Regions from separate parts of the Homo sapiens genome. Here all the other regions are linked to region 4. Evidence: chromatin loops called from intact Hi-C (ENCODE). Cell type or tissue: endothelial cell of umbilical vein. All regions are shown on one strand. Each heading gives the region's core, and the rest is flanking DNA. Links, peaks and the distances in the headings are about the cores only. Region 1 has its middle 26 kb from the start of LINC02660. Region 2 holds the start of LOC105376375 (a long non-coding RNA gene). Region 3 has its middle 19 kb from the start of LINC02660. Region 4 holds the start of LOC105376364 (a long non-coding RNA gene). Region 5 overlaps LOC107984195 (a long non-coding RNA gene).

Region 1 (4,965 bases), core at 372-4,371, 81 kb before region 4:
AGAGTGAGACCCTGTCTCAGGAAAAAAAAAAAAAAAGAAAGAAACAAACAAACAAAAGAAAATTTGGATATTTGCTCCTGATGTAAAAAAGAAACTCAGCATTTCAGATTGCAAATATACATTTATAATTGCAAAAATAATACAAAGGAATAATTTTAGGGAAAAATACAATACATATATGTATATATGAGACCAAAGGGAACGCCTCTGGTCTTATGTCTGGGTAACTATGACATGAAGATAAGTGGCCTCCAAAACAGCTCTCTGCCCTGTGCTCTGACTCAATCATTCATTTAAGTTACACGAGTTTATGGAGAGATCAATGTGCCAGGCCCAATGATAAGCACAGCACAGAAGCTACAAACCAGGCCTTCAGGACCTTGTCCTCCGGGGGCTGTCCTCAGCTCCCTGTCTGACCCCTGCAGGTAAGGATCTCCTGATTTGGTTAATTCCTTGAGGAATGTCCCCTGAGGTTAAGAACAATGTGTATCCTCAGTGAGTAGCAGAGTGCCTTTGTACACAATGCCCATGTGATGAATTAGGTGAGTTAATAACATGAGGGGCTGGAACGAAGGAGGAACGGAATGCCTTGAGAAGTTTTAGAAAACTAGTTTGTGTCTGGGGCACCCTAAGCCTTGGAGGAAGCTGTGACTCAGTCCCAGAGCAGCGGTGATAGTAACTAACCCCAGACACTGACGTGCCAGGCTCCGTTTTGCCAGGAAATTCCCCTTAGTGAGAAGGACGGGTTTGTTCTCATTTATGGCTTTCTCCACCTCTCTTGAATGAACAGGAGTCTCAGGAAATGTCTGGGAACCGGAGACTATGGAAAATAAAATTTTTAAAATGTGAAACACAGCAAAGTTTTTTTTTTCTTTGTTTTGAGACAGAGTCTCGCTCTGTCTCCCAGGCTGGGGTGCAGTGGCCTCATCTCACCTCACTGCAGCCTCCATCTCCCAGGTTCAAGCGATTCTCGTGCTTCAGCCTCCCAAGTAGCTGGGACTACAAGGCATGAACCACGATGCCCGGCTAATTTTCTGTATTTTTAGTAGAGATGCGGTTTCCACATGTTGGCTGGGCTGAGTCTTGAACTCCTGGCCCCAAGCCCACTTTGGCTTCCCAAAGTGCTGGGATTACAAGTGTGAGCCGCCGCACCTGCCCAGCTCACAGCAAAGCTTTTTGAGAATGTGATAATAATCTGGTAATAATGGCTCTTCACCAAGTAACTAAGGTATTTCACAGCTTTCCTGGCTTAACCAGTTAGGTTAAGGAAAAGAGAAGCCCCCAAGGTGAGGTGAGGCCTCCTGGAATTAGGGCTGGAATCCACTGATAAGTAAGGGTCTGAGTCTGCCTACCCAATTTTACATTCGCTGGTAAAGACTGGAGTCCTTTTATTCCCTAATTATGTGGCTCATGGATCATCTATTTAGATCTACATAGATCCTTCAGGATCTATTTTTATCTATCATCTGTTGCTGGAATTTGTTGTTAAATGAACTGACTGTACTTTATGTTTCATCACCCCTTGCACACACTCACAGGCGTCCATCTCTGCGCGGTTAATCTGAGCCAGGAGTTCCCTGTGACGTCAGTAATAACTGACCTATTTATCTGTGTCCCGGGCTGCTGATCTCAAAGTAGAGGTTTAAAGGAAAGAACACCAGAAATCATTACCTTCTTGCCTGTATAATTAGTAATAGGAAAAACCCAGAAAGAGACAGAGAGAAAGGGGGGAAAAAATCCTCTGAGAACCCTGGTATATGTGGCCGGCTAATTCAAAAAAGTCCCAGGGTAAGTTGGAAAACGCGTTCTTTAAGACCAGATCAAGGTCTCTGCTCGTCATCAGGAAATATGATTTGTGCTAACACAGGCCTTCCGTTAAAAACCTCCCGGGCAAGTTAGCTAAGGACAGCAGGTCTGACCTATGAGTTAACCAAAACATTACCTCATCTGCAAAGAACTCCAAGAACCATTCAGATCCTGAGGTCCAAAATCCTTTTTCTAGGTTTCTGTAAGTTTCTCACTTTCAAAGCATGTACAAGTGTGGCTCCTCTGTCTCCCAAAGGCAGGCAGCTTGGGGCCGCACTGCTGTCATCAGTAGAAAAAGGCAATGTCAGAAGTTCTTTGAAATTTCCGAACAATGACAGGCGTTAACATTTTTCCAAAATACTGCTACCAAATTCTAAGGTGATAAATATGAAAGAAAAAAATTCGTAAGCATTTCAGAAAATAAAGAGTGGATATGCAGAAGATAATGAAAACGATTAGGCCTCCATCTCTACCCGAAGCTGCCTAAACAGCTCCCGAGGGGAGGAGGGCTCTTCAGATCCGCGGGGCGGGGCTCCCAGGCAGCCTACAGCACCAGGACAGCATCCATCTCCCCCTCCGCGGCTGCAGAAGGTCAAGTCAGCATTGCTTCCTTCTTCCCGCGCAGCTGGAGTGGAGCGCCCACAGCCCCCTTTACAAAATAATAATAATAATAATAATAATAATAATAATAATAATAATAATAATAATAATAAACAAGTGATGGAAAAGATCGGGCTCTGTTCTTGTTGCAGCGGGGGTGAAGCTCCCAGGAGCCCCCAGACCTTGGGTGTATGGCTACCTGATATATTTGCTATATTAGTGCTCCCTGATGTTAAACAAATAGAATACTCTTTTTAGGTTAGTTGGAGTTTAACTGTGTTTTAACTAAGGGGTGCAGCTTTGGCCTACGGGCTAGAAAGTTTGGTTAGGAGGTTAGCACTGATGATGCGAAAAATGGTCAAGATGGTAACGTGGCCTTCTGCAGGAGAGGGGGCGATGGACGCTGTCATTGCACTGTAGGTTGCCTGGGAGCCCGCCCAAGGGGTCTGAAGCCAGCTTCAGCTGCAGCACAGAGAACAGCTCTTGAGTGTCTAGGGAATGGGGCTTGCTGCCGCTTTGGCTTTGCATCTGAGGGAGAGTGCTTTGCTAGGTGGATGTGTGTTAAGTGAGGAGAAGTAGGGAGGTATAACTCCAGCAACTACGCAGTCTCCTTGCCAGTGAGTCCCGTTTCTCATCCATATAATGCTGGTCACAGACAAGCAAAGAAGGAAGAATTTTGGAGTCAGGATTACTTCAAGCTGCATTCGAATCCCATAAAAGTGACTTATTTCTGACTATAGATCGTCAGCCTGGCAGGTCCAGCTCAAGGACCTTCCAGGGAATGGAGCAGCAGTGCTGGTGAGGCAGTTGGAACCTGCCTGCAGTCCTGGGAGCCTCCTTTAATAGAACTACAAAAGTCAACGTCACTCAAATGCCACTCTGTGTCTGCATGGGGGGGAACAAAGCCCTAAAAAGCTAAATGGCAAATAATTAAGAAAGATTGTAAACAAATGTTAGTTTGATAAAGATAATAAAATTAGGCCACACTAACTTTGAAAGCAACTAGATGGTAAGAAATCTTTCTTTTAAAATGCTGCACAAATTACATTCGGTTCTCTCGATGAAATGATCAATATCATTTTTCTAAGTCTAGGAGTCTCCAGAGACTTGACATGGAAACCTCGTATCCATGTGATAGATTTATTTTATTTTTTATTTTTTTGAGACAGAGGCTCGCTCTGTTGCCCAAGCTGGAGTACAGTGATGTGATCGCGGCTCACTGCAGCCACCACCTCCCAGGTGATTCTCCCACCTCAGCCTCCCAAGTAGCTGGGATTACAGGTGCGCAGCACCATGCCTGGCTAATTTTTGTATTTTTTAGTAGAGTCGGGGTTTCACCATGTTGGCCAGGCTGGTCTCAAACTCCTGACCTCAAGTGATCCACCCGCCTCGACCCTCCAAAGTGTGGGATTACAGGCATGAGCCACTGTGACTGGCCCATGTGACGGATTTTAAATGATGATAGTATTAAAGGATTTTGGTTTCCTTGTGATTTCCTTTATACATCCACTTACTACTGTAAGTTTCCTTTTTTTTTTTTTCACATTTCTTTAAACGTAATTCCTCCACCTGTTCCCTACACATCACTCCCTGCTTTTCTACACAGAAACAGTGTTTGTTTGGTTGTTTCCATTTTGCCCCCTTTCCCACGACTTCAACCTCTTCTGTTTCACTTCGTCTTCCTCCTTTTTTCCTGTAGTCTGGATCCTGTTTTATTTTGGAGGTGGAAGATGTGGTTGGGTCTGACGTTTTATTTTGGAGGTGGAAGAAGTTGTTGGCTCTGCTGTATCCTCCAGTTACCACCTTGAACTCTCTTTCTGCTTTGTTTTGTTGTTGTTTTCAGTAAAGGATGATTTGCCTTTGCCATTTCTCTATTACTCATTCCCTGCAGGTGAGCACAGTGGACCCCATGTTTTCTGCTCCAAGCAGCTGCCTGAACAGCATTACCCCTGCTCATCAATCAGAGCCTCCAGCATTCCCTCAATTTGCTCTACACCCCAGGCCGCCCAGCCCTGGGACATGACGACCCTGCCAGCGTCCTCCTGCCCCCAGTTTCTTCTCCTCTACTCCTTCCTGAACCCCACTTATCTGAAATTTCCCCACATAACAATAGTCTCTGGTTTTCTTTATCTAATTTGCATGAAAATGACTACCACATTTCACAATTTCAGCAATTTGTATTAAGGAATATTGGGAATGTCTTTGCATGACAAACATCTTATAAAATCAAATGTTTACCATGAATGATGGAAAATTCATCTACAACCATTTTTACATCATCAATGCTAACCTCCTTATAAACCTTTCTAGCCCATAGACCAAAGTTGCACCCATGAATTAAGACATGGTTAAACTCTAATTAATATGAAAGGAGTATTCCCTTTGTTTAATTTAACATGGCCAGGTGTGGTGGCTCATACCTGTAATCCCAGCACTTTGGGAGGTAGAGGTGGGTGGATCACCTGAGGTCAAGAATTCAAGACCAGCCTGACAAACATGGTGAAACTCCATCTCTACTGAATACAAAAAATTAGCCAGGAATGGTGGTGCATGCCTGTA
Region 2 (4,965 bases), core at 389-4,388, 960 kb before region 4:
CACCTTATTTAATAAGGCCTGGCTTGTGCAGTCACTAGTTGGATTGGATTATGTTCTTCCTGACATTTCCATTCACTCTGTTGCCCAGCCCTAAATATGTTAAGCAAGATGAGCTATCCTGGGGCCAGGATGATTTTCCTTCAAAAGCATCCTCATCAGATTTAAATATTTACTGCTTTCCCCCATATCAAAGTCAATTAAATAACTTCTCATACAATTTATGAAAGCCAAAAAGCAATCTAGAAAGGAACACATCCAAACCCATTGACTCCATTGTAGAAAGAGAAATGAAAACGTGGGTTTCACTGGAGTGTTCTGGCATGGAAGTAGTGTCTCTTGTTGACTTTAGGAATCCTGGAATGTGGCCCTAGGAAGGAAAACCCTTGAACATTAAGGGGCCCCTTAATGAATTTCTCTATTTCTCTATGATCTTTCTTTAGTTCCATAGCCCCCACCTAAGTAGAGGGTGAGGTCAGAGGGAATAAAGAAAGACATAAAGCAAATTATGCTGTCGGCTATCCAAATTGTACAACCTTATTCATGCTGATTATGTATTGCAGGCATATGCAAAAATAAGTTTGCATATCCTGAGCATATCCGACCTCACCTTTGTTGTGAATAAATCACAGACTGTCCTGGATTCCAGAAGAGTTCCAACCAGTGAAGCTGGCATTCCAGGAGAATCCTCTGATTCTTTTGGCAAAACTGAGTCAAGAACATATTGCCAGTTCTTCCTGGGCTCAACTAAATGTGGATTCCATTCACAATCACTTTTGCTTTGCATGTTGTGTACGCTTATGACCATCATGTTTATCAGCAGTTCCAGAGGGCAGCTGCGAGGTTGCTTCCAAATATTGCAATATGATTCCATAATGTTTTGTAGAATTTGGAATCCATTATTCTCATATTCAAGGACAGGTTTCAGATTTCAGCATTGAAAGATGTCTTCCCAGTTCTTTCATTGCTTTCAGGGTGCTCAGCTCACATGGCCTGAGACAGGAATTGTGCAGCCTCCACAGCCACCTAAACTATAGACTTTCTAGAGGACTCTACAAAAGCCTGTTTCATGTGCAGCATGGTGGAAGAATACAGTTAACTTTTTCAATACTAGAACCATAAAAATCACTGAAACTATATTACCTTTTTGTTTATCCTAAAAGAGACAAATATTCACCCTATCTAGAAACACAGAACATCTTCAAATGCACCTCTGCGTTGTTGAAAAAGGCATGTTTTGGGGAACTTTAAAGGTGTTGAATAATGAAGAATTCTTTTATTTATTCCTTTGATAATTCTACTAAAAGTGCATTTTTTAACAAGAAGACAGTTTCTTTGTTCTTTGTTCATTAACATTGCTGTATTCAACATAACTTTGAATCAAATTATCCCTTTCACAAAACTGCTCACGTTGTTTCCTGTTCCTTGGCACGATGAAGCCATGCATATGTATGACGCGTCACCAAGTGTCATTTTAGGAAAGACCCTGTTAGTGTGCCTATGGAGAGAAGCAGAGTTAGAGTATTGTAGCCATGGAAGCCACTTTACTTTGCAGCCTTTAGCTTCCTGGAGGGAATCTGGTGATGGGAAAGGAATTCCATTTTGCATACTACATTGTTAGCGTGCAAATGCTCCACTTATTTATATCATTCAATTCAATCTGGACATCTTACTTTAAAAATGTATATCTCAGTCCCTCTTTGAAGAAAAATATGATGAAAATATATGAATTAGAGCTCACAATTTTACATTATTTGTAGATCATAATAACGATCTTGGCATTTGTATTTACCTTACATAGAGATGGGAAAACATTTTGGAAGGTTTTTTGGAGCAATAGGAGAGGGGAATGAAATATCCCATTAAAACAGGAAGGACATTGCTGTCACCTAATCAGACAGCCTCAGGACTACCAGCAGATGGTGCAACAACCTATTTAATCCTCAGCATTATCAGAAAATAACCAAGAATGGCATCTTTCTTTGCTAATTAATTCTGAATACTCCTAAAAAATTATGACTTTAATGATAATAGCATTTAAAACGATAACCATAGAATCTGTAATAATTTTTTAATAATTATACATAATATCTGACTTTTTGAACTAAAAGAGACTTTAGAACTCTCTGGTCCAAGCCTTCTGTTTAACAGCTGAGGAAACTCAAGTTCTTAAGTTTAAACTTCAACCACCAGCTAAGGAGGGTCGTGATGAGTCTTGGTCATATGACAGAACCCATCGCTCATTGATTCAGCAACATTATCCCTCAGCAAATACGATTTCTAGCCCAATAATCAAAATTTGATGGGGTGGCGGATGGCATTTGATCATCCAAGTTAAGATTTTTCAGCAGATGTTTATCTGTGGAGACTCTTCTATTGTAAGAACATTCATAGTTTTAGAAAAGAGGCATTTTCTGGGAGAACATGCTCTCCTGTCCTCTCTGTTTCCAGCTGCAAACTAACGTGTCATTTTGCCAAATGCTTCCTGTCTAGCTTCTGGCTATTTCTGAGAGAGAGAGAGAAGGTGGGGGCAGGGGGAGAAAGAGAGAGAGAGAGAGAGATTTTTTTTTACACATTTGCTTTGTACTAGGAAAATATTTCTTATACAGTCAACAATAGCATATTAATGGGGATGATTTAAGGAGCCCAAGCTTCTATTCTGTTGCCAGAATGCCAACGGGAATGTATGCTACTTTTCAAAAAATAGGTGTTGACAATAGCCTGCAGTATTGCACTGTAGTCAAAGAAGAGTGCTGAAAGCTTCAGTTCATAAAAATGCTTGATTCATCAAAAATAATCACCTCACCTGATAATTGAAAGCTACAGAGAATTATTATGCAGCCGTGGACTCTCAAAAATTTATTCATTTTTGGTAATTAACATTATTTCTTCTTGATGATGTTGCTAAATGGCTTGAACCCAGTCTGAAGAACCATGCATGATCATTTATGCTGAAAAGAAAAGAAATTAGAAGCTTTTGTTGCACAGGTAAGAAAAGATAAATTTCTGAAAACCAAAATGTCCTACCAGGTCTATCCATATTTGTTTTATTAATGGGTAATGCTTTCTATTAGCTAATGAAAAGATGATGGTAGTTTAACAGTGGAATAACTTTTAATATATCATAATCAGAGAATACAAGGTAAGCAAAATTACAATCCAATGTCTGATTAGAAAAAAAAATTATTTTATGGAATTAAAAAATATTATTTTATTAAATAAAATATGGTTTTCTTTTGAAAGTATGTGGAAATCAAATTGCTAAGATCAATGCAACCATTTAACTGAGTTTCATTTTGACAAAAGGCAATCTGTGGCGATATTGCTTTAGAAGTAAGATGAAATGCATAAATTCAGATAAAACATTTTGCCGATTGCCTGGCTGAAATAACTGGTTATTATTATTGTTATTACCATTAGAAGACAAAAAAATGGTCTCCCAGTTTTCAGCATATGCTACTCTTAAGTAGAAGGACCTTTAACAAAAGCTAAGTGTCCAGGCCTTGGTTTACTCATCAAAGCAAATGACCACATCAGATGTTCCCTGGGAGCCTTCTGACATTTAGCATTTGGTGATTTTATCATCTCACTCCAAGTAAAGGAAGCAGCAAAACCTCTCTGATTGTATTTTGAGGTCTCTGCATAAATAACTGTAAAGCATATTTGACCACATTATGAGAAAATTTGTAAAATAAATTTTATTTGGAATGCCTACTTGAACTGGAAATTAACAATTAGAGGACATGACTTCCCTGATGTTTACCTCATTAGAAAATGTCTTGGACAAAACGCTGGCAAAAATCTTCTCTTGAAAACAATCCTTTATTATTTAAAAGGTGGAATTTATGCCCCCCAAATTTATCTTTCTAATGATATTTAACCCATTTTGCATAGCTCGTGTTTTCTTTTGTCCAATGTTTAAACTAGCTTTTATTTTTTTAATGATTAGAAGCTTGAACATGTAAAAAAAAAAACATTAATGACTTTCATAGCATGAACCAGGAAAACATTTAAAATCTGTTAAACCTAGTAATAATTATTTCAAAATGTTGCCTACTAATGATGACTTACTAATTATCACTTTGTTGTCTTAGTAACTACCTACCCTTGCTGAAGAGTTGACAGATTTTCAAATCTACAGATTGTGACATATAAGAATGTGTGAAACCTGGTGGGTGAGCCATCTTAGGCCTCAGTTTCTCCATGTGAAATGGGAGGAACTGGGCTGAACGAGATCTAGGTTGTCCTTCCATTCTGAGTGTGTTCTCTCAAGATAATGCTTGTGTTAATAAGGACTGCAGGGCTCAGTCAGTCAATGGGTTATGTTCCTTAAACCTTATCCAAAACATCCCGGGTGTTATGTGTTTCAAAATTCAGATTTTTTACATTTCTTTTGGATTTTATAATGGTAATACATTACAAAACAGTATATTATATAATCCCCCCAGCAAGGTATGGGGCAGCTCCATGTAATTAAGCTCATTATGGATTCTGTGGCCACTGGTATGAAATTGAGGGCGGTGACAATCAGGGACTCTAAATAGGTTGTCATTAGCTCAGGTCAGTTACTGTGGCTAAACACATTACGGACAATCTTTTTTTCTTTTTTTTCCTATTTGTTTTTACTGCATTTTGGATTTCAGAATGGTGGATAAAGATTGCGAATTTGCACAGCTATAAAGCTTACTAATTAAAGACTACAAACACAAAGAGAGCAAGCCTTGTGATGACTGCACAATAACGAGGATTCAGATACAACGTGGTCGCCACCTGACGCCCACCTCCACAAAAAGCCATTCTCAAAAGGAGAGAGACATTCATATCCAGAAGAGGGAGTCGGCTGTAGGGTAGAGGTATGAAATTCTCAGTCAGTTTTTACTTTGTTGGTTCCAGTATGATTTTCATTATCCTTACTTTTGTGTTTTTTATGGCAATGTAAACATACAAACTAGTGGGAAACAATGCGGT
Region 3 (4,965 bases), core at 596-4,595, 87 kb before region 4:
GAGGACAATTAGTCAAAGGATAAGATGTCTTAGCCACTGGTGAGAAGACAAATAAGACTAATGTAGCACAAGAATGATAAGCAGGGGCAGGAAAGGGAGAATAATAGCAGAGAACTTAGAGGAGGAACCAGTGTTAATAATCAGCATTTATGAAATAACAGATTTACCAGGTGATTCATCCAACATCACATGCTAGGAAAGGATACAGCCAGGATAGGAGCAAGACAGGCTGGCTGGAGAGCCATCTCACTACCTCCCAAAAATAACAGTAACAATAATAATAACAGAAAAGTCATAGTAGAGCTGAGATAAGCAAGGAGCGATGCAAACAGGACATGGAATAGCACGTTCCTCCCTAGACCACACACTCCAACTTTTTTTTTTCTTTTTTCTTTTTTTGTTTGTTTTTTGAGACGGAGTTTCACTCTTGTTGCCCAGGCTGGAGTGCAATGCCGCGATCTCGGCTCACTGTGACCTCCACCTCCCGGGTTCAAGCGATTCTCCTGCCTCAGCCTCCCACGTAGCTGGGACTACAGGTCAATGCCACCATGCCTGGCTAATTTTTGTATTTTTTCAGTAGAGACGGGGTTTCACAATGTTGGTCAGGGTGGCCTCAAACTCCTGGCCTCAAGTGATCTGCCCACCTCGGCCTCCCAAAGTGCTGGGATTACAGGCATGAGCCACCACACCCAGCCCAAAGTAGCTTTTTCTGCAGGGGAACTCAGAGGTTTATATATGAATCTGTCAATAATATCTGTACATATCACAATGGCAGAGGCTGGACCAGTCAACATTTTTTTTCTTTCTTTTTTTTTTAACTTGCTCGACCCGGCATATGGCTGAACCTTTTAGTGGATATATTACTGAAGGAGTAAATCTCCTCTAAGCACCTCTGTTTTGGATTCACAGTGAGACATACGTGCTTCGCTAGGAATGGCCTCTACGGGAGCCGAGGGAAGTGGCTGATGCAACCTTCCCTCCACCAGAAACAGATTCCAGCCCTCTCCGATCCCATCGCTGATCCCGTCTCCTCAATCCCACATCAATACTGAGGGCTTTGAGGAGAAGGGCTAAGTGAGAGAAAAGGCAGGGAGGGGCTCTTAGGAAAGTAAGAAATCAGATAAATGCCTAAGAGAAAAAGCAGAAAGAGAGAAAAGGGTAAACAGTCCATATACAGTGATAAACACTGAGAAGGTTAAACAACAGCTGAAAACCACATCACCCAGCTGTCTACAGGCAAGTTGACTTCATTTTCCTCTGTCTTTAGAATGTCAGGTTGCAACCACAAATTAGCCAATTTATATTTCCCCCTTTAGGATTTTCACTTCTAGTCCATCATGTTAAATGTAGTTCCACTGATGAACAAAGTCAGCCGTCCATTTTTTAAACTGAAATCTATTTTTGTCTAATTCACTGCAATTATAAAAAGTCCCAGTCAGGGAATTTCTTAACATTTAACCTCGATGTAAATACTTGTGGACGTGGCTTTCAACTAACTCTTCCCTTCATTTTCAAATCTTCTTACTGCGGTTCCTCACACAATTTGTTTTTTTAGGGGCTGTGATGTTCTCGTAGAAAACAGGGGGATAAGGGCTGGAATATGGGTCATAAGAACACTTTTCCCTGTGGACAGAGATCCATGACCAGATCGAATAAACCCAAGGGTCTTCAAGCCAAGAAAGGATTCCTGCAAAAAGTATTTTTTTTAATATTAAGCTAGAAATTGAAAAGAAAGTTCAAATGGATGACTTGATCTCTTCTGCAAGAGAATGGGTTGGTATAAATTCAGTTTCCGGGAGGACATATAAAAGCATTGATTAAGCTATTCCTTCCTCATGATTCTATTCAGAACCATTGTCCAGAAATGAATTAGATCACGAATTTGGTGGCTTGGGGACATCACACGAATTGCTTTTTTCTCCTTTATGGTAAATGATTTTACAAAATATGTTTTTTTTAAATATTTGAAACTCATCAATATATGTATATATTCTACTCTACAGAACCACCTTGAGAGTGTCACCATTGCTGTTTTACAGTGTCACACACAGCAGTCTCACACGACCAGAGAAAGCTTTCCAGTGTGTAAGTGATTGTCCTGGGAGAAAGCAGAAGTTGAAAGAAACACACCTTTTATAAATTGCTCCAGCCAAAATAACAGCGTCAGTTAACATATCAAATGGCATTTCTGAAATGTCAAAAAGAAGGGAAAATGTCTCGGGCACATGTAATTGAGAAGTAACGCCACACAGCAGAGGCCCTCAGAGGAAACCGTTGACACAGAAACAACTGAAGCCATCCCCGAGACGGCAGGGGTGGATGCCCCGGAGGGAACCTGGCACATCAGATCTGCTCCCACGCAGGGAGTGGTGGAGGGCAGGCTGCTGGAGGGCTGGAAATCAGAGCCCTCCACTCTGGGAAAGCAGCTCTCCTTCTCCTTAGGGCCCTGACAGGCCACTGAGGCACAGAAGGTGACAGGCAATTGAGAGCAAATTAACTGCAGCCACCTTTTGCTTGGAAACCTCACACCTTCACACAGATATAAAGATGTGGGCAACCAAAACAGGTCTCAGCTGAATACACATGCAGAGTAAGCCCTCCCAAGTCTAGCTTGTTATCATTATTTTAAACTGGCTAAAGAAAGGTAGTAACACTATAATCAGTTTGTTTTCACCACCAGTTAGCAACCAAATATAGAGCTATCCAGAAAAATATATGGAAAGGAAAATTTCTATTGTAATACCAACATGAACATCAAAAAGTAAGCACACTCCTTATCTCCCACCATCAAATCATGACTTGCCATGTGATGATTTATCAAGGAAGTGACAGCATTCATACCACTCTGTTACCATGAAAATATGCATGAAGTCAGAAGCATATATGGTAACAGTGGTATGAATGCTGTCCGTTCTCTGATAAATTATTGCAAAGATTCCCTAAACCCAGAAGCCACTCTCTATAGTAATTTTTCTTTTTGCCTTGTTATTAAATACTTATAATCTTTGTCTTTAAAAACATCTAGCTGGACACTTCCAGAAGGCTGGTTAGGTACCTATTCTTCTTTTCTTTTTATTTCTTTCTCTCTTTCTTTCTTTGTTTCTTTTTTTTGACAAGGTCTCGCTCTGTTGCCCAGGCTGAAGAACAGTGCTGCAATCTCGGCTCACTGCAACCTAACTCTGCTTCACGGGTTCAAGCGATTCTCATGCCTCAGCCTCCCAAGTAGCTGGGATTACAGACACACACCACCACATCTGGCTACATTTTGTATTTTTAATAGAGACAGGGTTTCACCATGTTGGCCAGGCTGCTCTTGAACTCCCGGCCTCACGTGACCTGCCTACCTTGGCTTCCCATGTGCTGGATTACAGGCATGAGCCACAAAACCCAGCCAGTGCCTATTTTTCTTGACAATAATACATATAGAACTGTTTGGACCAGAATTTATCAAGGAGTCAACATCTTAATGTAGAAAGAGGGTGAGGTTTGAAGCCAGAAGACCTGGGATCAAGTTGTGGGCTGTCAGTCCCAGGTCTTCTGGGTTCAAATCTCATCCTTTCAAATCACTGATTAACTTCAGGCAACTTACTGTCGTTAAACTTGAGTTTCCCATCTATAAACTAGAGATGATGAAACTTCCCTTTCTGAATTGTCTAAATAAGTTCTGAGATCTAAATAAGTTCATGCATTTGAAGAATGCTTTATAAAATGTAGATGGAATGATGTTTATGGGTAAGGTCCCCTGTTAGGTGTTAAAGGTGACGCCAATGATACCAGGTGGCTACTGGTAAAAGACAGGGCAAAGAATCTTATCTTACTGTGACACAGGTTAAGAAAATGTAATGCAATTTAATTGGATTATCTCTACAAAAACCCTCAAAGCTGTTACATGAAAGGGGTCCCGATTCAGACCCCAAGAGAGGGTTCTTGGATCTTGCACAAGAAAGAATTCAGGACAAGTCTACAGAGTAAAGTGAGAGCAAGTTTATTAAGAAAATCAAGGAATAGAAGAATGGCTACTCCATAGGCGGAGCAGCGGCGTGGGTGGCTCATCTAAGGATACTCGCTATCTTTTCATCACATGCTAAACAAGAGCTGGATTATTCCTGCGTTTTCCAGGGAAGGGGTGAGCAATTCCTGGAACTGAGGGCTCCTCCCCTTTTTAGACCCATATCCAGTAACTTCCGGATACTGCCATGGCATTTGTAAACTGCCATGGTGCTGGTGGGAGTGTCTCTTAGCATGCTAATGAATTATAATTAGCATATAATGAGCTGTGAAGATGACCAGAGGTCACTCTCACCGCCATTATGGCTTCGGTGGGTTTTGGCCGGCTTCTTTACTGTAACCTGTTTTATCAGGTTTATCGTGACCTGTATCTTGTGCCGACCTCCTATCTCATCCTGTGACTTAGAATGCCTAACCTCCTGGAATGCAGCCCAGTAGGTCTCAGCCTTATTTTATCCACTCTCTATTTAAGATGGAGTCGCCCTAGTTCAAACACCTCTGACAAAGCTACCATTTTATGAAGAAAATATGATGTTGAGTCGAGGTTGCAAACTCAAATGCTAACATGGGCCAAGAAGATTATGTACTGAGAAGTGAAGCTTGGGAGCGATAAACACAGGTGTAGAAGCATCCCAGTGACTGGCAAGTGGTAATCAGCCTCAGTGCAGGGCTGTAGGGAGTGCTGGAGACTGTGGCAAAGTGTAGTGAGAACTCAACTCTGGCCAGTTGTTCCAATCAAGGAAATTTGGATCTAGTCTTCCCAGATTTCCAGGGTTTTCAAGAAAAGATAGAAATCTAGATGTGTATGTAAAGTCCTCCAGTTTTGAACCTTGCCTTATATTATGAACCTGCCCCCCTCCCCCCAAAAAAAAGCACCATGTGGATTGATACTGTGTCCAGAAAACACAGGTGCAATCAGGTCCATTTGTCAGTAGCCTCCTCCTGAGGCAAGAGGAC
Region 4 (4,965 bases), core at 296-4,295:
GACACTCTTCACTGCAGAGGGTGGTGCAGCCGAAAGTGTAGATCGCAGGGTAACTCTCCCAGAGCACAGCCACCGAGTGCAGGAGGCATGCAGAAGGGACGGAGAAGCATCCCCTCAGGGATGGGTGGACAGAAGTGGCTCTCCCAGGTGGCCTGATCTCTGTGGAAGGCAACACTCTCATCAGCAAAGGCAGCCAGCAGGACAGTCAGTCCACATAAACAACCAGCCAGAAGGAGAGAAGTGACTTTACAGCTCTTGACCGCACTGCGGGCTGGGATGCAGACGGATACGGCTGGAGCTATGGGATGTTATAGGGACGCAGAGCTAAGTAAGTCTGCAGGGGGCTTGAGGTTTGGCAATTCACAGCCAAGATTCCAAACCAAGGGAGGCTGCCTGGAGGGATGAGGTCTTAAAATGGGAAGTGAAAGCAGTGTGCAGGCATCCATCAATCTATGGCAGGAGGATTATTCTCCTGAAGCACAGAGCAGACTGGCAGAGAGAGGGCCTGGAAGGGAGGACCAGCTAGCTGGAGACAACTGCAGAACGCAATTATCGGTCTGATTTGAACTGAAGCAGGAAATGGCAACCCTAGTTGATATCTAGCCACAGACATTTGATGAAACAAAGCAATTCAGGAGTAGACTCTGCATTTCTCGTGATCTTCATGGCACCCAGAGACCCTAATTAGTTCTAATTGGTAGGGAAGGATCAAGTCATTCTGAACGGATGGAAACCCCAACGTCAGCCTGGGTCCTCTTTGGCATGCTCACATTGGGACTGACCCAGGGCCACAGAGAAGCAGATTGCAAGCTCATTCCCTGAGGGTGGTGCTTCCTCCAATACTTGCAACTCTCTCCTTGGGAACATCAGCTTGAGCAGCAAACAGGGCATTTGGAAAGTTGTCAGCAATCACATAGCAGCATTATCTTCAACAGGTTTATGTAACTGAGTTTCAAGTAAAGCAGGCTGACCACATGGGAGTGTTGGAACTACTCACAGGTCCACAGGACAGTGATGCATGAGGCCGGTGGTGATGGCTTCACTGATTCAGCTGCAGTCACACATAGTTTATAGAGAAGGCAACCCTGGGCTACGACAACAGGAAAACAGGGCCGTGCCCATCTTATTCATTCTTTATAACCAACGGCAAATATTTACTTAGCAATCATACAACGCCCATCACCAGATTAGACACTTATGTGGAACTTAGAATTGTACTGAATGCAAATAAGATGTTAATTATTACAACTGAATGATGCCTTTATAGTTAGACTCTAGATGCATTTTTAAGACACACTTGAGGGAGAAACATGGCCATAATGTCATTCACTATGAGGATTTTGAAAGAGAAATTGTTAGGACCCATATGCTTCCATATAAGCAACAGGATTTTAAAATTCGGGCAAAACCATGACTCGGTTTTGCTCTAAGATTCCTTTTCATGGCAGGAAATTCCCCTTCCTTCTGATAGGATGTTGTTTCCTTCTGGCTCTAAAAGGAATGTGACACCCAATTATTTGCCCAGTGGCTTCTTTCAGGACTTGGAAGGTCCCTGAAATGCCTCTCATTCTACTGAGAATCTGACCCAAACCACATGAACCTCAGAGACAGCCTGGGATGGTGTTTCAGAGGTGGTCAGACCGGAGGCCCCAGCCCCCTTCCTCCCAAACCCTCCCTCCAGGTGTGTCTGCAGAGAGCCAGCTGATGTCTTCCGGCCGATGTCACCAGGTGCAGGGTCTCGAGTCTGCAGCTGCTGAGCTGGAGTTATTTGTAAAAAATGGTAGCAGCAAGACAATAGATAGACATCTTGTCCTGAAGGCAGCAGGGCAATGACTCACGCGGATGAATCATTTTAAATTAGTCCAGAGGGTCTCGGGGGAACCAAGTTCTAAATTCAGGAAACATCAGGCTCTGACCAAGCAAAGACTGCCAACTCAATTTCATGATTCTAGAAAAAGAATTAAGAGAGTTTTTCGCTAGAAGAAAGCATAGAGAACATGTTATTCAATGGCATAATTCTGTAGATGTGAAAACAGAAGTCCAAGATCCAAAAGTCACTTAGCAAAGCCAGACAAAACTGCAGGTCTTCTGATTCTCAGCTTGGGAATTCTCTCTGCCATGCCATTGGGGCGCACTGCTCACTGTTTGGAAAACTACCGCACAAGCGTGTGAGAGCTTTGGGGTGACATGAGCAAATTATTAATTCCCCAGAGAAAACTGAGGCATTATTTTATGTAGCTAGGCAAGCATTACCCTTCCATTAGGGAAGCATTGGTTACAGCATAAATAATAAACAAGGCCACAGCCGGAGCCAGAACTGCTCACCAAAAGTTTCTTTTTTGGTATGAAAACTATGAGTGAATTTTCCCTAAGAACTTTCTGGCAACATGTACAAATAAAGCCACATCCACGGTGACAAATTGTGCTGGTTAGAGTTTAGCAGATGACACTCTTGTTATTGAAACAGGAACTGACTCAGCCTCAGCAGCTACAGATCATATATTTTATTCCGTTGTGTTGTCTCATTTGAAAAAAAACCTATCACATGGCAACACTGTTTGTTTTCTAAATAATACATTTTCTTCAGAGAAACATGTAAAATACAGATAAAGCCTTTGAGATCTTAATGAACGTTTTCTAGGAACCAGGAGATAATTTATCAGTTAATACGCCAATATTTAAATACTGCAAAATATGTTTTCACAAATATAATAAAATCAAATGAGTATTTTTCAATGAAAGTAAATACATGTTTAATGTTTTTGAAGGGCATAGATTCTAGTGTTTGAATCTGGTTGTAAAACCGTTTATAACACTGAATAGTAGCATTACTGCTATTAACTAAAAATGGATTTTTTTAAACACATTATAATGTACTTTTTAAGGATTTTATTAACTTCAGAAATTTTGTTCATTATGACCAGGGCTGGGCTGAAGTTTGTCTTTGTCTATTAAGCTTTGACATCTACACAGTGCAAATTGATAATCTAAAAAATGTATCTCAGGACAAGTGCTTAAAACACTTAAAGTTTCAGGTATCCACCCAAGGCGATTTGCCTGCTGCATACTGAGAATCTGTTTACAGTTCACGGGCTACTCCAGAACAATGCCTGTGCTGCTGAACAGTGCTGAAAATACATAGAGAAAGATCATTTAAATTCTATGATGAGATATTCACTAGTACACCCACCCAGACTTCAATGATTCAAATAGCAAGGCTTTCCTGTCTCCGTAGTTAGACGTGTGACATTTCTTGCAATCATGGGCTTCCCTAGTGAGATCAGTCTCTGCCTGAGGTACCGTTTATTTTGTAACGGGGTCTCCCACTGCTGGAAACTATTGCAAGACCACGAAAGATCAGAGACCCAGGGAGGTGATGGCTGTGGCCTCTACGCACAGAAGCCACAGAGGCCTCCCTGAGGCTGAGACTGTGTCAGAACCAGGCCCAAACCCACAGCACATCTTCCTTGCCCGCTGGCTTCTCTCTGTAAACACAACTCCCTTTCTGTGGCTCAATTATCTGCAGTATACGCAGCCATTAGAAAGACATGGACTTTTTTTTTGTTTTTCTGCTTTTCCCTCCATAAATCTCAGAATGAATAGTTTCCATCTGTAATTGTTGGTTTTATATTTTTAAATAGTGAACTAAGAAACATAATGTCTCATTATCTCTGAAATGATTCGAGCATTTGCTGCGTGCAACTCTGTCGATAACAGCACAATACAGTCATTTTACTTTGTCTGGGGGAGGGGAGACGCTTCAAGAAAGTTCCTTTTTTTTCCTCTACTAACTCTGTATTGCTAGTTATCTGCTGTTTCCACACTCTGCATAGATCTAATTTAGGTATTTAAAAAAAAAAAAAAGATACTCCAGACATTATCGTGGATTGGCAGTTTAGAAAACACATGTGGCTTCAAGCCTTCTTTGCAGATCTGAAGCAAATTATTTCTGTAAATGTGTGAAAAGTTGACTTTCCTAAAAAATGGCTTGTGGTGCATATGTGCTCAAATCTATTCAGAAAAACCACAGCGCCTGACATTTCTTCTCCATTATTTTCCTTGAGACATGAAGAGTCTTGTATAATTTTAGTTTTTTTTTAATGACAGATTCCGTCAATTTGCTTTTTAGAGTAACGTGTTTTCTTGTGCTCTGTCATGTAAGATTTTACCTGAAAGCACTGAGGAAGCAACTCTCTGCCCTGCCATCTGGTGAGGGCTTCTCGACTCATGAGAGTGACTCGGGATTTCTCACCAGAGGCTGGAGTCACTGTGGGAATGCGTTCATTTCACATACGGCCAGTCGCACCTTCACATTTTCACACTACTATGACAACATGCTACTTTAAAGCACCTTTTTTTTTTTTCTTGGTCAGGCAGTTCTGGGATTTAACTCCTAAGCACATGCTGCATTTGAACAAGATAACCTTTTAAAATAGTGTTATAAATAGCACATCACCAAGCGGATTTTCTTTCAATCGCACGGTATCTGAGGACAGGAAATTCTAGCCAAATGTTTACTGTCTACTCAGTCCCCAAAGTTAATCATTAAAACTAAGACCTGGCATGTTTTTATTAATCTGTTAATCACAACAATACTTTATTTGAAAATAAATCTAAAGCTTTTAGGTTGGCGCAAAAGTATTTGAGGTTTTTGCGTTAAAAGTAATGGCAATTATCAACCTGATAACTCATGCAGGGTATAATTTGCCTTCAGCCAGCTGACAAACTCCAGCATCTCATGAACTAGTGGCCACAGTAGCCACGAGACCCTCTTGGGTATGAACGAGTGTGCTTGTGTTTGTGCCTGTGTGTCTGTGTCTGTGTGTGTTTGTGTCTGTGTGTGTGTGTCTCTGTGTGTCTGTATATATTAGTGTTTGTGTGTGTCTCTGTGTGTGAATGTGTGTGTCTGTGTGTGTCTATGTATATGTGCGAACATGTGTATGTGTGCCTCTGTGTGTATGTGTT
Region 5 (4,965 bases), core at 568-4,567, 240 kb before region 4:
TATCCACAGCTATGCCTCCCCTAATTAAACAGAAGAGTGAAAACAAAGGGCAAGGACCAGTTTCACTTGTAACTCTGTTTTTCTACATTGCAATGTTGGAGGCTGGCAGCGCTCCCTATAAATTCTCTTTTTGGTGAACTCTTACATAAGTATTTGTAGGAACAAGTCCAAATAGCTTAGTAAGACACTACACCCCAATTTGTTTCTTAAAACACAAAAAGTAAGAAATAACCTAAAATGATGTAGTATACAGATCTGCAGAAAGGAAGCTTAGATTTAAACGTTCATCTTTTTTTGAGCCAATTTTTTTGGATACTATAAAGTCACCCTTCAAATAAGAAGATGCAAACATGGGTGAGAGCAATAGTCTTCCTCGGAGTGGAAATATCTAATAATTATTTTGAGAATCTATATTTCGAATCTGTCATGTGAGTTCAGGTTTTTTTTTGTTTGTTTGCTTGTTTGTTTATTTTTGTTTTTGTTTTTTGAGACGGAATTTTGCACTTTCACCAGGCTGGTCTTGAACTCCTGACCTCAGGTGATCGACCCGCCTCGGTTTCCCAAAGTGCTGGGATTACAGGCGTGAGCCACGGCGCCCGCCATGAGTTCAGTTTTAAGTGAACTGCTATTTTCTAAAAGGGCATGCTTTAAAAAACAAAAGATGATTTGCTGCACGTAAGAAAATAATGTTATTAAAAATTTACTTGCCAGTCAAAACCTTAAATACCCTAAAATATTCTGGGACTTTCCTGAGCCAATCACATGTGATCACCGGACATTCAGGCAGCATCAGACACCCTGGCTGCTCAGGAGGTGTCACTTCCCCATGCACCCAGGCCTGCTCCCTCCTCTCTGTCATAGAGTTTTATCAGAAGATACAAGCTGCGTGTATTTATTTCCATCTTGCTAGTTAATGCATTGAGAGTAGCTATGCTTTCTAAAATGCTTCCTATTTGTTAGAGCACCACCATTTTGCATTTCCTAAGAAGAAATGGAAGAGACACAAGTGACCAGGCTAAATGGAGACTCAGCTGTTTTATCTGTTATTTAGAACATGCAGTCTTAGAAAATCAGGTCCCTTAGCCTAAGTTTCCAGAAGCTCAGAGCTATTGTAATATGAAAAAGTCTCAACAGAGCCAGAATCTACTCTTAGATGTCCCATACCCAGCCTGCTTCCCTCATCTGAATACTTTGTGAGGGTGGAAAGGGGATTAGAATGTTTTCCATCCATGGTAGCAGTTTTTTTTTTTTTCAATGCAAAAAATACAATTTTAATGACAAGCCATTATCTTCTTTGATCTCAAAAGGAACTTTTGTGCCAGGCATAGTGGCTCATGCCTGTAATTCCAGTGCTTTGGGAGGTCGAGGTGGACAGATCACCTGAGGTCAGAAGTTCAAGACCAGCTTGGCCAACCTGGTGAAACCCGGTCTCTACTGTAAATACAAAAATTAGCCAGCTGTGGTGGCAGACACCTGTAATCCCAGCTACAGGAGAGGCTGAGGCATGAGGATCACTTGAACCCAGTAAGCAGAGCTTGTAGTGAGCCGAGACTGCACCACTGCACTCCAGCCTGGGTGACAGAGCAAGACTCCATCTCAAAAACAAAAAAAAAAAACTTTTTTTTCTATTGGCTAAGCTAAGCTAAGGATATTTAAAATTTTAGAACCTCAACATCTGAAAGAAAAAAAAAGCAAACCAACAGAAAACAGGAAAAAAAATGTTCCATGTCTCCGAAGGTGGAAAAAATGGAAAATAAATATTTCATCCAAAGTGACCTAGCTCCGCAGGGATGTAATGTTTCCCACAGCCTCTTCTGGCTGCTGCACTTCTTCTTCATGAGTAAAGTATGCTGTTTACAGTGTGTCCAGTCACCTCTGGTCCATGTGGGATACACGAGGACAGGCTTACTAAAACTCCATACCTGGTTAGAGAGGTGGGGTAGGGGACTCAAACAAGAGATTGTCTTTCACTTTCAAAGAACTCTGATTTAAAATAATTTTTGGTGTTATGGACTGAATTAACCATGTTCCCCAAAATCCATGTGTTAAAGGTCCTCATCCTTAATACCTCAGAGTGTGACTATATTTGGAGGTAAGGTCTTTACAGGTAATTAAGGTAAGATAAGGTCATTAGGATGGGCCCCAATCCAGTATGACTGGTGTCCTTGTAAGAAGAGCTTAAGACACAGACACTCATGGAGGAAAGATGGTGGGAAGAGGCATGAGGAAGAGACAGTGTTCATGAACCAAGGAGAGAGACCTCAGGGAAACTGGGAAGAGATTGGTTGATCAGAATTCCAACACTGAAAAGAAATTACTTGAGCTTGATCCATAGACTAGTATAGAAACTTCTGTCTTTTTTAAAGGAGACCCTTAGGGATTGATATGCTAGGTTTTTTTTTTCTTATAAACGGAATTTGACCTGTCGTATCCCAACACTAGGATTGGTTTCACTTCCCTCCTAATTAGTGTTTCATAGTGACAATCAAAAGATGAAAATTTTAGTTTTGTTCCTTTTCTTTCATGCATTGGAACAATTGGATGATTTTTATTTTAATGTTTTCTGAACTTTCCAAATTTTCTCACTTCCTTCCTCCTTAGAAAGCTCAACAAATGGGAAAGAAACATGATTTTATGTTTCCTCCAGAAACTCCAGATATTTCTGAATCACAGAGGTACTCTCAAGCAATATATTCCTGTTATTTATTTATTTTTCTTAAAAAATACTCATTTACCAAATACAAGTGGACCAACGTGACCTCATCAACAGGCTAATTTGTTATTAATGTTCAGAAAATGCTCAGAAGGTGCTGCTACTTTTCATATTTCTTACTGATGAATGAATGGGACAGAATTAGAAATTCTTGGCAATTGGCAAAGGGTCCCAACACATGCAATCACTTCCTCCTATTGCAGAGAAGGAAGTGTCTGTATTCATTGCTCCAGAAAGATAAGGTGCACAGAGGGCTTTGCAGGGGAAGGAGGTAGGAAGCCTGGAGCTGGAAGAACCATAAATAGTGTCCACGAGAACAGCAGGACCAGAGGGACCAATGCTGAACGTGCCCTGGCTCATAGTGATCAACAGGCTGATAGTCGCCAATAATCAACAACTTATTTGTACCAGAGACGCTGCTTCTGGGTTCATGCAATGGTTATTATCCTATGGATACCTTTTCCTTTATTGAATATTTCAACACCTCTTTTGCTTCTGTGTCAGGCCTTGTTCTTGGCTCTGCTGCACAGTGGGCCAAAGAGACAAAAATCTTCATCCTTACAATCGACTGTTAGCACACGGACACAGTGCAGCCTTATGAAACAGGACTGTAGAGTCAGGTTGTCTGCATTTTTACATTACAAATTAAGATTAAATATGTTTTCACCTTATAAGACCCCCCTAAAGACGACAGTAAACAGTTCATATATTTGTTACTCGAGGCATCGTATATGTTCCCTGACCAGAAACAACTAAGCATCATTCTGTCTCCTGCCCAGGTTCTATTTCTCCAGTGTCACTGGGACTTCTAGGAGAAAAGTTCTTTCTCTTCCTCTGGATAGCACGGGATGCAAATGCAATTCCTGGGAATTTTGCAGCCATTTCATCATCATGAGGGAAATGATCATGAGGATAAAGATGTTCCATGGGGTTTGGCAAATCCATGAGAATCACAGAGCACTGGTGGCAGGTGCCTGCTCAAATCATTTTTGAATCTCGTCCTCCCTAGAGACTTGCCAGTTCCACAAATCATGTAGCTACTGTGCAGTGGTTTGAAAATGCACATACAAATTCTTTGACACTTGTCCTTTCCAAGTCTAATTTTCCTTTCCTCTGAAAGTGAGCCGGACTGAGTGACCTGCTTCCAGTGAATAGAGTCTGGCAGAGGTGAAAGTGGCTTTTGAAGTGAGGCCACAGCAATGCTGTCACTTTCACGTTGTTCTCTCTTGGATAACACAGTCTGGGGAAGACCATGGCTAAGCCATAAGGGCAATCCAGTGTGGGAAGAAACTGGGCCTCTTGCCAACAACCACCACACATTGGCCACCATGGGAGGAGCTACCCTGGGGGCTGATCCTCAACCCCCCGTAAGGTCTTCAGGTCCTGAAGCCCCCAGTGGCCTCCTGAACTGCAATGTCTTGAGAGACTCCAATTACCTTGATCTTGAACTCCTGATTCTTAGAAACTGAGAGGATAATAATTGCATTAAAACTTTAAACCTCTCCATGTTGAGGTGATTTTTTTAATTCAGCAAGAGATAACTATTGTAGATTTTGGTAGCACAAATAGATGCACAAGCAGTGAGGAGTTGGGAAAATATTGAGGAAGGTGTAAGTGACAACCAGAGGAACCTTGAAAACACCGAAAATAAATATCTGCTGGTTGCTATGAGAAGGCTATAGGGGAAGGCTTAATGTAAAGTGAAGAAAATGTTGTTGAAAATGGAAGAAAACTGGATCCTTGTCACATAGTGGCAGAAAGTTTACCAATATTTGCACTTGCAGTAATGTGAAAAATAGAAAATGCACCTAATAAACCTGGTGATTGGCTAAAATTTCCAGGTAGAGTTTTCAAAATGCTATTGGGCTGCTTCTTGGAAGAAGACAGAGATCAACTAAAGGAAGAACAGATACCAAAAAAAGAAACAAGGACTCCTTAATTTTGAAAATTATCAACCTCCCCTGATGATAAATAATGCTAAAAATAAATAATGCTAAAATTAAGAAATGACTCCCAGGCAAAGAGAAAACCCAGAGTACTGTCAGAAACACATGGCAAAAAGTTGAAGCCAGGTGTGGTTTTCAAATTCTTTTTAAAGCCTCAGAAAAATCTAGATGAAGTCTGAGAAAATCACTCACTCAAACAATAAAGCTTTTAAGAAGCATAAGACTATTGTTCCTCAGCAGTTTAGAAAGGATGCCAAGGTCAAAACGGGTTATCTTAAAGACATTTCTAGGTATGGCTTTGGTAAG

What was found. Peaks named below come from ENCODE experiments on the same cell type or tissue, not always from the same donor. Only the 100,000 strongest peaks of a DNase experiment are listed, where the experiment ranks them.
Region 1: it touches region 4 in a loop (6-fold over the local background); 26 of 110 quality-filtered maps call a loop at or near these places.
Region 2: a loop joins it to region 4, with 10 times the contacts of the local background. A loop is called at or near these places in 4 of 110 quality-filtered maps.
Region 3: it touches region 4 in a loop (7-fold over the local background); 21 of 110 quality-filtered maps call a loop at or near these places.
Region 5: a loop joins it to region 4, with 8 times the contacts of the local background. A loop is called at or near these places in 3 of 110 quality-filtered maps.

What each region holds. Positions count from the first base shown.
Region 1 is chr10:3,883,751-3,888,715 of GRCh38, reverse strand. No RefSeq gene overlaps it. Among named protein-coding and RNA genes, the nearest start is that of LINC02660, 26 kb to the left of the region's middle. In endothelial cell of umbilical vein, for the core only: no CTCF peak of the experiment used is centred there; DNase peaks (open chromatin) are centred at 695 and 1,885; H3K27ac peaks cover 2,570 bases.
Region 2 is chr10:4,764,190-4,769,154 of GRCh38, reverse strand. It overlaps LOC105376375 (a long non-coding RNA gene), which reads left to right and starts at 2,662. Exons shown (of 3, transcript XR_930599.2): 1 at 2,662-2,985; 2 at 4,641-4,850. In endothelial cell of umbilical vein, for the core only: a CTCF peak has its summit at 1,909 (motif pointing right); a DNase peak (open chromatin) is centred at 1,924; H3K27ac peaks cover 3,761 bases.
Region 3 is chr10:3,890,377-3,895,341 of GRCh38, reverse strand. No RefSeq gene overlaps it. Among named protein-coding and RNA genes, the nearest start is that of LINC02660, 19 kb to the left of the region's middle. RefSeq lists a silencer at 1-82 and enhancers at 548-1,065, 969-2,168. In endothelial cell of umbilical vein, for the core only: no CTCF peak of the experiment used is centred there; a DNase peak (open chromatin) is centred at 2,661; H3K27ac peaks cover 3,246 bases.
Region 4 is chr10:3,802,870-3,807,834 of GRCh38, reverse strand. It overlaps LOC105376364 (a long non-coding RNA gene), which reads right to left and starts at 1,117. Exons shown (of 2, transcript XR_930580.3): 1 at 998-1,117; 2 at 1-159. RefSeq lists a silencer at 964-1,258, enhancers at 1,163-1,664, 1,665-2,166, 3,695-4,006, 4,103-4,414 and cis regulatory regions at 1,649-1,916, 4,168-4,335. In endothelial cell of umbilical vein, for the core only: no CTCF peak of the experiment used is centred there; DNase peaks (open chromatin) are centred at 1,044, 1,824, 2,484 and 3,144; H3K27ac peaks cover 3,520 bases.
Region 5 is chr10:4,042,064-4,047,028 of GRCh38, reverse strand. The region is part of intron 2 of LOC107984195 (a long non-coding RNA gene); the gene reads right to left. Among named protein-coding and RNA genes, the nearest start is that of MIR6078, 53 kb to the right of the region's middle. In endothelial cell of umbilical vein, for the core only: no CTCF peak of the experiment used is centred there; a DNase peak (open chromatin) is centred at 2,938; H3K27ac peaks cover 1,893 bases.